Regions from separate parts of the Homo sapiens genome. Here region 2 is linked to region 1. Evidence: chromatin contacts called from ENCODE Hi-C or POLR2A ChIA-PET data. All regions are on one chromosome and are shown on one strand. The core of a region is the stretch at or near the end of the contact, and the rest is flanking DNA. Distances in the headings are between cores, read along the strand shown. Region 1 holds the start of LINC01728 (long intergenic non-protein coding RNA 1728). Region 2 overlaps TOX2 (TOX high mobility group box family member 2).

Evidence for each region. A loop is a pair of places that touch in the nucleus more often than their neighbours do. ChIA-PET counts read pairs that join two places held with the same protein, here RNA polymerase II (POLR2A). Pooled maps may share reads with other maps.
Region 2: a loop to region 1 is called in a pooled map of right lobe of liver, with 2.1 times the contacts of the local background. The contact joins the enhancer-like site here to the promoter of LINC01728 in region 1. A Hi-C loop is called at or near these places in 1 of 168 maps with a recorded cell type or tissue (sciatic nerve), 1 of 37 single-sample maps with no recorded cell type and 2 of 50 pooled maps. POLR2A ChIA-PET finds 5 or more read pairs at or near these places in 2 of 52 experiments (AG04450 and MCF 10A).

What each region holds. Positions count from the first base shown.
Region 1 is chr20:43,891,695-43,896,561 of GRCh38, reverse strand. LINC01728 (long intergenic non-protein coding RNA 1728) reads right to left here and starts at 1,844. Exons shown (of 2, transcript NR_134577.1): 1 at 1,765-1,844; 2 at 1,094-1,539.
Region 2 is chr20:43,952,283-43,957,149 of GRCh38, reverse strand. The region is part of intron 1 of TOX2 (TOX high mobility group box family member 2); the gene reads right to left. Among named protein-coding and RNA genes, the nearest start is that of TOX2, 40 kb to the right of the region's middle. RefSeq lists enhancers at 544-1,178, 1,651-1,700, 1,312-2,511. Within about 2 kb of position 1,892, at least 8 of the 41 ENCODE cell types and tissues checked have a DNase peak (open chromatin) inside an H3K27ac peak, as active enhancers do.

The DNA.
Region 1 (4,867 bases), core at 595-3,094:
TTTATTCCCATCCAAGTGGAGAGATCAGGCAGGTAGCTGGATATATGGGTCTAGGGGCCTGGGGAGTAGCCCAGAGCAGCAATACAAATTTAGGATTAAATAAGATAATAAGTAAAGCTTGTTTAGCCCTTTGGAAATCTTAGAAAGGAGACAGACAGGTCTATGCTGGGTACTTGCCTGGGCTCACTCCCTGCTAACAAACTTGCTCTAACATTATCAGTGTACACAATTTAAATCAATGCCTCTGCAAAATCACACTTTTTTTTTTTTTTTTACCATGTCAAAGTCCTTCCAGGCCTCTCACAGATGAGTTTGAATAAAAGTATGCATTAGGAGGCCAGGCATGGTGGCTCACATCTGTAATCCCAGCAGTTTGGGAGGCCGAGGCAGGAGGATGAGTTGAGGACAGTTTGAGGCCAGCCTGGGCAACATAGCAAAACCCACTGTATTAGTTCATTTTCACACTGCTGATGAAGACATACCCGAAACTGGGAAGAAAAAGAGGTTTAATTGGACTTACGGTTCCGCATGGCTGGGGAGACCTCAGAATCATGGAGGGAGACTAAAGGCACTTCTCATGTAGTGGCAGCAAGAGAAAGTCGAGGAAGAAGTAGAAGTGGAAACCCCTGATAAACCCATCAGATCTCATGAGACTTACTCACTATCATGAGAATAGCAGGGGTAAGACCAGCCCCCATGATTCAATTACCTCCTCCTGGGTCCCTCCCACAACACATACGAATTCTGGGAGATACAATTCAAGTTGAGATTTGGGCAGGGACACGGCCAAACCGTATCACCCAGTCTCTACAAAAAAATGTTTAAAAAATTAGTTTGGCATGGTGGCACATGCCTGTAGACCTAGCTATTTGGGAGGCTGATACAGGAGGATCACTTGAGCCCTGGAGGTCAAAGCTGCAGTGAGCTGCGATTGCACCATTGCACTCTAGCCTGGGCAACAGAGTGAGGCCCTGTCTCTAAAAAAATAATAATGAATAATAAAAAAATTTAAAAATAAAAGATAAAAGTGTGCATTAGGAAGACCTGAAGAACTTTCTCCAAATACTCCATTCCTGAGTCATGCCCTTACAAATTCCAGCTCAATAGACTCCGTTCTTTATTTTGTAAAAGCTTTCCCCGGGGATTTTCATGAACACCCCTGGGATCACTTATTGGTCAGAACCTTGAATGCTAAACTCGTAATGCCAAGAATATGATAAAAGAAATAAAAAAAACATGGAAACAGTCTAAATACCCAAATACTAAGGGTGGGTGTTCTTGTCTTCATTTTATTGATGAGGAATCTGCAGCTCAGAGGTGAATCCACTTTCCTAAAATCATATAGCTGGTGAATGGCAGCCAGGATGTGACTGACCCAGGTTTTAGGGCCAGACGTGTATTCTTGTCACCACCTCCTGCTGCCTTCTGCTGCAGGGTCACTCGTACTCCCACTGAGAAGGCGGAAGGCTATTGTGATGGTTTGGGTGGCAGATGCATGTCAGGAGTAAGTCCTCCTGCCCTTTTAGACAACTTGTCAGCCTGAAAGAGGTAAAGATTTGGTCAGTGAGTCTCAAATCCTAGTAAAATCAGAATTACCAAGGGGGGTTCCTGCGCCTCAACCCTGTAAGTTATGCTTCGTTAGGTCTGAGTGAGAAACACAGCCTTAAATGCAAAGTGCTAGCTGCCCCCAGTACTCAGTCATTCCACATTTCTTTCTCCCACTTCCCTCTGGATGCCCGGCATCAGATCACGAACCTCCCCTACCTCAGCACTGGCCTGGGGGTGCTGGCAGGAAGAGGGTTAAAGTCCTGAGAACTAGGGGCTCTTCTCTCATGAGATTGGAATGTGGTGGAGGGGAGTGAGCTGAGGGAGGCTGGTGGTCCAGCACTGAGCCTGGCCATTGTTGCAGAACAATTGCCCCCCAAGAACAGAACAGCAGACGCTAATTATGAGACACTTGTGTCCTCCATGTAATTATGAGATCTGTGTGACCATTAGCATAAGAAACTAGCTCGCTGGCTTGTTTTGGTTATAACTTTCCCCAAACTGCTGTACTCAGGAATCTGAAGAAGTAAAACGATGAACTCGGGGCTTCATAAAAGACTCAGCCCAGAGATTGTCAAGTTTAGGTCACATGAGAATCACCCGGATGCTTGAAAAACATGCAGATTCTCAGGCCTTGATTCCAGAAATTTGGATTTAGTGCATCTGAGTGGAAATGAAGGTGGTTTAGCCATTGAGATTCATAGAAGTCCAAACTTAGTTCTCCCTTGGAAGCTGGCAGAAGTCCTGGCACCTATCTCAAAGTTTTCTAAGTACCTCCACTCCCTGAGCAACGGCTCTCACTGCCCTGCTGATGTTGCCTGAGCCTCAGGGGTTAAGCCCAAACACTGATTGAACCCCAAGCTGACTCAAAGGGAGGAGCAAGTCAAATGACTAATTCCCTGCCTAGACAGAGCCTCAGATCTCATGGGAAAGGTAAGAGTGGAGAATAAGAACACAAACCTGGAGCAACGAGGAGTCTGGGAAGGGTCCCCCAATCCCTCACTCCTGAGTTCATCAGTCATGCAAGGATCAGAAGCCTGTCTTAATCCAGCTTGGGTAAAAGGGTAATTGATGAGTGAATTTGCTTTACGTGGAAGGGGCTGCAGCTGGCTGCAGAAATAACCAGAACCCAAAATTAAATGCCGCCTGGACTCTCTCCATGCTTACACACTGGCTTTCTGGGCCACATGGGCACCACTGCCCCCCTACTTCACATCTTCCAGGCTCTTCCATCCTAAAGAGGCGATCCTTCTTTAATTCCAACTTGAAAGTTCCCAAAGAGATCCACTTCCTCACCTGTGTGTCCAGAGAAGTAAAAGTGGCAATGACTGGCCACCCACAGAACCAGAGGGAGGGAGTAGGAGAGGGGGCCTCTTCCTGCAGGAAGGGGATGCTAGACTAGGCCAAATTAGTTCTCTAAGGCTCTTCACATGCTCTATGTCTCTTAAACCTTGTGACCACCGACTGAGACAGGTAGACTCATTCCTCATTTTGACAAATAAGGAAACTAAACAGAAGGTAGAGTGACTTTCCCAAGGTTACCCAGCTAGTCTTTGGCAGAGCTGGACTTCCTGAGCAGGTCTCCCTATATCCCAAGTCCAGTTTCTCAATGGCATTGTGCCAAATGGCATGTTCAATGCATGATGGAGACGCCAGGTTTTCTGGAATGTTTGGTCAAGTGTCCTGCAGAAGAATGACAGCTACTGAGGGAATATTGCACAGGAGACTAGACAGGTGGACTGGGATAATATTCTAGAAAAGGGAATGTTAGACTAAACTTAGGCTCTTATTTAGAATGCAATGGGGAGTCGATGAAGGTTTTGAGCAGAATTGTAATATTATTAGATTTTTAATTCTAGTCTTTAAGAAAGCTGAGCATATTCTAGTCAATGCATAGAGGTTAGGGTCTCAGGAGCCAGGCACTGTTCAAAGAACCATAGATTCTCATTTTCTACATCTCAGGAGCTGTCGCCAGTCACCCTCACCAGGACATCCACAGTCCCTGGACTGGCCAGGTTCTGGGCTCAATATGTATCCCCTCATTAACCTCACAACAAGAAGGAAATAGAAGTGATGATTCTAGTCATGGAATCCTAGCTAGTTACTGGGAGTATAAAGAATAGAGCTCCCAAAGGGGACAGGAAGGAGCTTGTTGGGTGAACAGCTGGTCTTTCTATGTGTCTATATCTCTCCATATATCAATATTTTTGTCAATATAGATACTGGTGTCAACGCCAATATTGATGTTGATATCCTATTGGTTCTGTTTCTCTGAAGAAACCTGACTAATACAGGGACCAAGAGGGGTCAAGGTGATGGCAGGAGGGCCACTTAGACATGTCCAGGTGATAGAGGTAGGACATAGGAGGAAGTCCCTTGCACATTAGAGGTCTAGGTACAACTCCGTCCCATTTTTAAAACTGAGATATAATTCACACACTATAATATTTACCCTTAAACTGCAATTCAGTGGTTTTTCATACATCCACAGAGTAGTCCAACAGTCACCACTATCAAATTCCAGAACATTTTCATCACTCTAAAAAGAAACTCTGTAACCATTAGCAACCACTCTGCATTACCCCCTTCTCCAAGCCCCTGGCAACCACTAATCTTCTTTCTGTCTCTATGGATATGCCTTTTCCAGACATTTCACATAAATGGAATCATACAATATGTGACTCTTTGTGTCCGGCTTCTTTAACAAAATGTTTTCAAGGTTCATCTGTGTTTTGCATGCATCAGTAGTTCATCCCTTTTTAAGGCTGACTAATATTTCACTGTATGGATATACCATGTTTCGTTTATCCATTCATCAGTTAATGGACATTTGGGTTCTTTCTACTTTTTGGCTATTATGAATAAAGCTGCTATGAACATTTCTGTGCAAGTTTTTGTATGAACATAGATTTTCAATTCTGGGGATCATATACCTATGAATGGAATTGCTGGTTCATGTGGTAACTGTATGTCTGACTTCATGAGGAATTGCCAGAGTTTTTCAAAGCAGCTGCACCATTTTACATTCCCACCATCAGTGTAGGCATGTCCCAATTTCTCTACATCCTCGCCAACCTTTATTATTGTCCATCATTTTTATCATAGCCATTCTAGTGGTCTGAAGTACTATCTCATTGTTTTAAGCTGGGTGCAGTGGTGCATGTCTGTAGTCCCAGATACTTGAGAGGATGAAGTGGGAGCATCACTTGAGCCCAGGAGTTTGAGGCTACAGTATGCCATGAATGTGCCTGTGAGTAGCTACTGCACTCCAGTCTGGGCACCATAGTGAGACCACATCTCTTAAAAAGAACACAAACAAAAA
Region 2 (4,867 bases), core at 643-3,142, 61 kb before region 1:
ATGTTTATCAGATCTGTGGAGCAGGATAACTTCTTCAGCCCTCGAAGCAATCACAGAGGAAGAGAGATTGACAGATTCAAATATATATGCATTAATATCTTCTGTGGAAGAAAACATAATAAAACCAAAATGAAAAGGACATCAGACTAAGAAAATATCAGCACCAACTATAAGACAGTTAATATATACAAGGTAGAAATGGCTCAGTCACATTAAACAGAAAGCAAGATGCCAACAGACAAAAAGACATGGGATTCAAACAAAAGTCACACAAGAGGCGATATCTTAAGAAACAAATATGGAAGGGAAAAAAGGGACACCTGATTCAATGGCAAGTGGGGAAATGCACATAAAATAAACTTACTGCAATGCAACTGGGATATTTCACACCACTGCGGACATGGGAAACGGGTTCCAGCCTAATGGAAGACAATATGGTGGCCACTCTTAGGCAGACACAGCTAGCCAGAGGCAGGGGACGAGCACTCAAGGGCTTAAAACAGTCTTGCTTAAAACAGCCTTTTACTCTGAGTGCTGGGGATGGTAAAGTGATATACAGAAAACAGTCTTTTTTTTTTTTTTTTTTTTTTAAAGATAGAACCTTACTCTCACCCAGGCTGGAGTGCAGTGGCATGATCTCAGCTCACTGCAACCTCGGCCTCCTGGGTTCAAGCGATTCTCCTGCCTCAGCCTCCTGAGTAGCTGGAATTACAGGCATGCGCCACCATGCCCAACTAATTTTTGTATCTTTAGTAGAGATGGGGTTTCATCATGTTGGCCAGGCTGGTCTCGAACTCCTGACCTCAGGTGATCCACCCACCTCAGCCTCCCAAAGTGCTAGGACTGATTACAGGCCTGAGCCACTGCACCTGGTGGACACACAGTCTTTGTCCCGGAGCTCATGGTCTAGGGAAGGGGACAGGACCAGGAATCAGAATATGGGTGGGTGATAAGTAGATGGGAAGCCAGGTTCGTGGGGCCTAGACAAGGGCCTTGTAAAAAGACTTCACGGAAGAGGTGGCTTCTAAGCAGATCTACCCGCAGCATGCACACAACTAGCCAGGCGAGGGCAGAGGCCAGTGGGAACAGCATTTGCCAAAGCCTGGGAGCTGGAGGGAAGGGCCCATTCATGGAATAGTAAGGCGGTGCAAGATAAGACAGAAAGGCAAGCAGGGCCTTATCACAAGGGAGCTTCAAGGGCCACACTGGGGAGATGAGACTGAAACCCGGAATGTGGGCTGCACTTCAGAAACTGGCCTCTGGCTTCTGGGTGGAGAATGGGTTGTAGATGCTAACTAAGATGGGGAAACGGGAGTCTGAGCAGGGCTTGGGCAGGGAAGAAACACTGGCTAACACAATAATAAGTAAAACAGCGTGGCAGTGATTCAAAACTAGAAATTTATACTGATGGCTAGAATGAGAAGCAGGTTTGGAGCCAGAATAAAACCATGACAGCCCCAGCATGTTATGCAGAATACGGCCTTGAGAGTCTCAGAGATGAGTGAAAAGTGCCAAGGGCAAGGGATCACCCAGGAGTCAGAAAGGGGGTGACTCATGCAATTTGCAAACCCTAATTTCCTCTCCTTGGTCACACACTTCCTTCTGATTTCTTTCTTCTGATGATTCATTAAAAAAAAATTCTCCTTTTAAATTCACATCAGAAATGTCTGAGTACCTCGGCTCACCCTGCCCTAAGCTTTAACCCCTGCCCCTGAACCAGCAAAACCCAACATAACCCCAGGTGGCTAAGAAGACACTGGCTGCCAAGAAACCAGAAGCCAGCCAAGGGGAAACAACGGGTTTCAGGCTCTGCGATGGCTGCCAGAGGCCCCCATGGGCCCTCCTGTGACCCAGGAGGGTTTTCAGCAGCTACTCACATGCACAGATCCACAGCTCTCAGCCAGAACTCGTGCAGTTTCAGAATTTGTTTGAATTTCAGAAAAGTAATGAAGTGCAAATTCTGCAAATTATGCCATAGCTTCAGTGGAGCCTCAGGCAACACCTGCAATGGAACACATTCATATTTCTGCAGTGGAACATATGAATATTCACACAAGTGGGGTGAGTAAAGATTACAAAGAGCCTCGCGTCAGCTCAGGTCAGATTTTGGGGGCCAAATGAGTTTGCAGCATATTGACAAAACAACTTCTCGTCGCAGGGCTTTTTGGATTGTAGATAAGGCAGTTTCAAGCGAATCAAGCACCAGGAGTCACGTGCTAGAAGGCTGTCCCTCTGTATGCCCATTTTACATAGGAAGAAACTGAGGCTTGGAAAGTTAAAGGGAATTGTGCAAGGTCTCATAGCTATTAAGTGGCTGAGCTGGGATCCAAACCCAGGTCTGACGTCTCTCCCCACACCCTCGTGGATCCTCCCAGAGGCTGAAATGGCAGGCAGAGCATTTAATGTGACAGAGAATGTAGACAGCACAGGGAGTGGGTCAAGGCCAGGTGCAATAGGAATGGGGCTGCCCAGGTGCCCAGAGAAATCACTGGCACTCCTCCTCAGCTGGCCCCTGCCTGGTGTCTGTCCTCCAAGGCAGGTCCAGGAGCCTCCAGCCACCCTCAAAGGTCCAGAGCTCCCTCTGCACACAGGACCCATCCTTCATCTTTCCGCAGAGGTTTGTTCGCTGAGTGCCCCCTTCATACCAGCTCCTGGGGGCTGGGACACAACGAGAAGCAAGGTAGACACAGTCCCAGCCCCTGCAGGCCTCAGAGTCCACTGCAGGAGGCAGGCAACAAACAAGCAAACACACAAAGGTGGTCACACGTTGCATTGTGCTAAGTGCTGTGCAGCAAACACAGGAAGTGTGGAGACAGGGTCTCTCTGTAGAGGCAGCAATTAAACTGAGGGAGCCCAGAAGAGAGAGAAGGAGGCTGTCAGGCAACAAGTAGTGGGTGGGAGCATTTAAGGCAGAGGGAGCAGCAATGCAAAGTCCCTGAGGTCCACAAGTAGAAGCTCTCGCATGCAGGGGGAATAACAGGCAGGACACAGTAGGCAGAGGGGCGAGGCAAGGACGTGATTTGGGGTCCTAGGGCCACCATAAGGCACTTGGATTTCATCCCAGATGGGAAGCCCTTGGAGAGTTCTTGCAGGGGAGTAACATGCTTTAATTTATAGTTTAAAAGATGACTCAGCTAGCCACGTGGAGGATGGATTCCATGAGGTTCCATTCTTTGAGTCTCAGCTTTCTCCTCTATAAAATGGATGCATGAGAAATCCTGTGAAAAGCATAGCTCAGGAGTGTCTGGCATAGAGTTGACTTCCAGAAGATGGGAGGACAAAGACAGTCTTCTAACCTAGTCGCAAACCAGGAGAACCCAGTCATCAGTCATCCATAGTCGCCCCCCTGCTCAAAATCCTACTAGGCTCCTCTCTGTCCTCAAAACAAAGATCCACCTCTTTCTCTTGGTCCTAAGGTCCTGCTTGACCTGGTCCCTGCTGATTTCTCCAGCCCCATCCTTCACCCTCCCACCATCTTCCACAGGGCCTCTACTCTCCCGCCAACTGAGCCACTCCTGGGGCATGCCAGGGCCCTTTCCCCAGAGACAAGTCCTTTACACTGACCTTGCCACCAGCCTGCCCTGCATTCCTACAGACGTGGACACACACCAACCCGGATCAGCCCAAGCAATGAGAGGCTCAAAGAGTGGCTGAGAGTGTGGGCATACATGTTGGAGCATGCGGGTTGGGAGTGGAAGGACTATGTTAAGAGACACCTCTGCCTGTGCATGAACGTGATGACAGACAGGTACAAGGGGCGCCACAACAGACAGGAGGAAGGGGTCAGTTCTGTCTGAGCAGACAGAGGCGGCTTCTATGCACTGGGTCTCAAATGATTTTCTGACTGAAGGTGATATATTAGTTTCCTAGGGCTGTTGTCACAAATCACCATAAACAGGTGACTTAAAACAACATATTCTCTTACAGTTCTGGAAAGCCCGAAGTCTAAAATCAGCCTCACTGGGCTAAAACCAAGGTGTCATCAGGGCTGGCTGGTCTGTAGGCTCTAGGAGAAAATCCATTTCCTTGCCTTTCCCTGTGTCTAGTGGCTGCTTGTGTTCCTTAGCTTGTGGTCCCTTCCTCCATCTTCATAGCCGTCACCCCAGTCTCTGCTTCCATCCTCACATCACCTTCTCCTGATTCTGCAACCCCTCCTCACTTATAAGGACCACTGTGATCCTATAGGGCCCACCCAGACAACCCATGATACTCTCCCCATCCCAAGACCCTTAATCACATCTGCAGAGCCCCTTTTGCCATTTAAAGTAACATACACAGGTTTCAAAGATTAGGACCTAGCTATACTTAGGGGTCATTATTCAGCCACCCACAGTGAGTCCCGTAAGTACCGACTAACTGTGTCTCAGTCTGCCTATATGTCTGGAGAGGGCAGAGAGGGAAGTACCTGCTGTGGTAGACTTTACTACTGCTCTCCAATATCTGGCTCTCCTCTCCTTCCTGGCACATAGGACACTACACCTCAGGCTCCCCTTACCATTTATTGGAGCTATGCGTCTAGTTTAGACCAATGGGTTATGAGCAGAAACAACGTGGGTCTCCTCTGGGTAGAAGTATAAAAAAGCAAACTTGAGATCTGCAGGCTTTCTCTAGAGGACCAGCAAGGTTCCAGATGGTCGAGACTTGACCAACCTACAGCCCTGAGTGATCTGTGGAGCAGAGCCCAACCCCTACTTCTCTGCTGATTGTCATGGAACACATAGTAAGAGCAAAAATAAGCCTTCCTTATGATAAGCAACTGAGATTCAGGGGGTTGTTACGGCAGCATAACCCTAACATGCTCAGTTAAGTTTAGGCCAGGGGCAGTGGCTCACACCTGTAATTCCAGAGCTTTGGGGGGCCAGGGCGA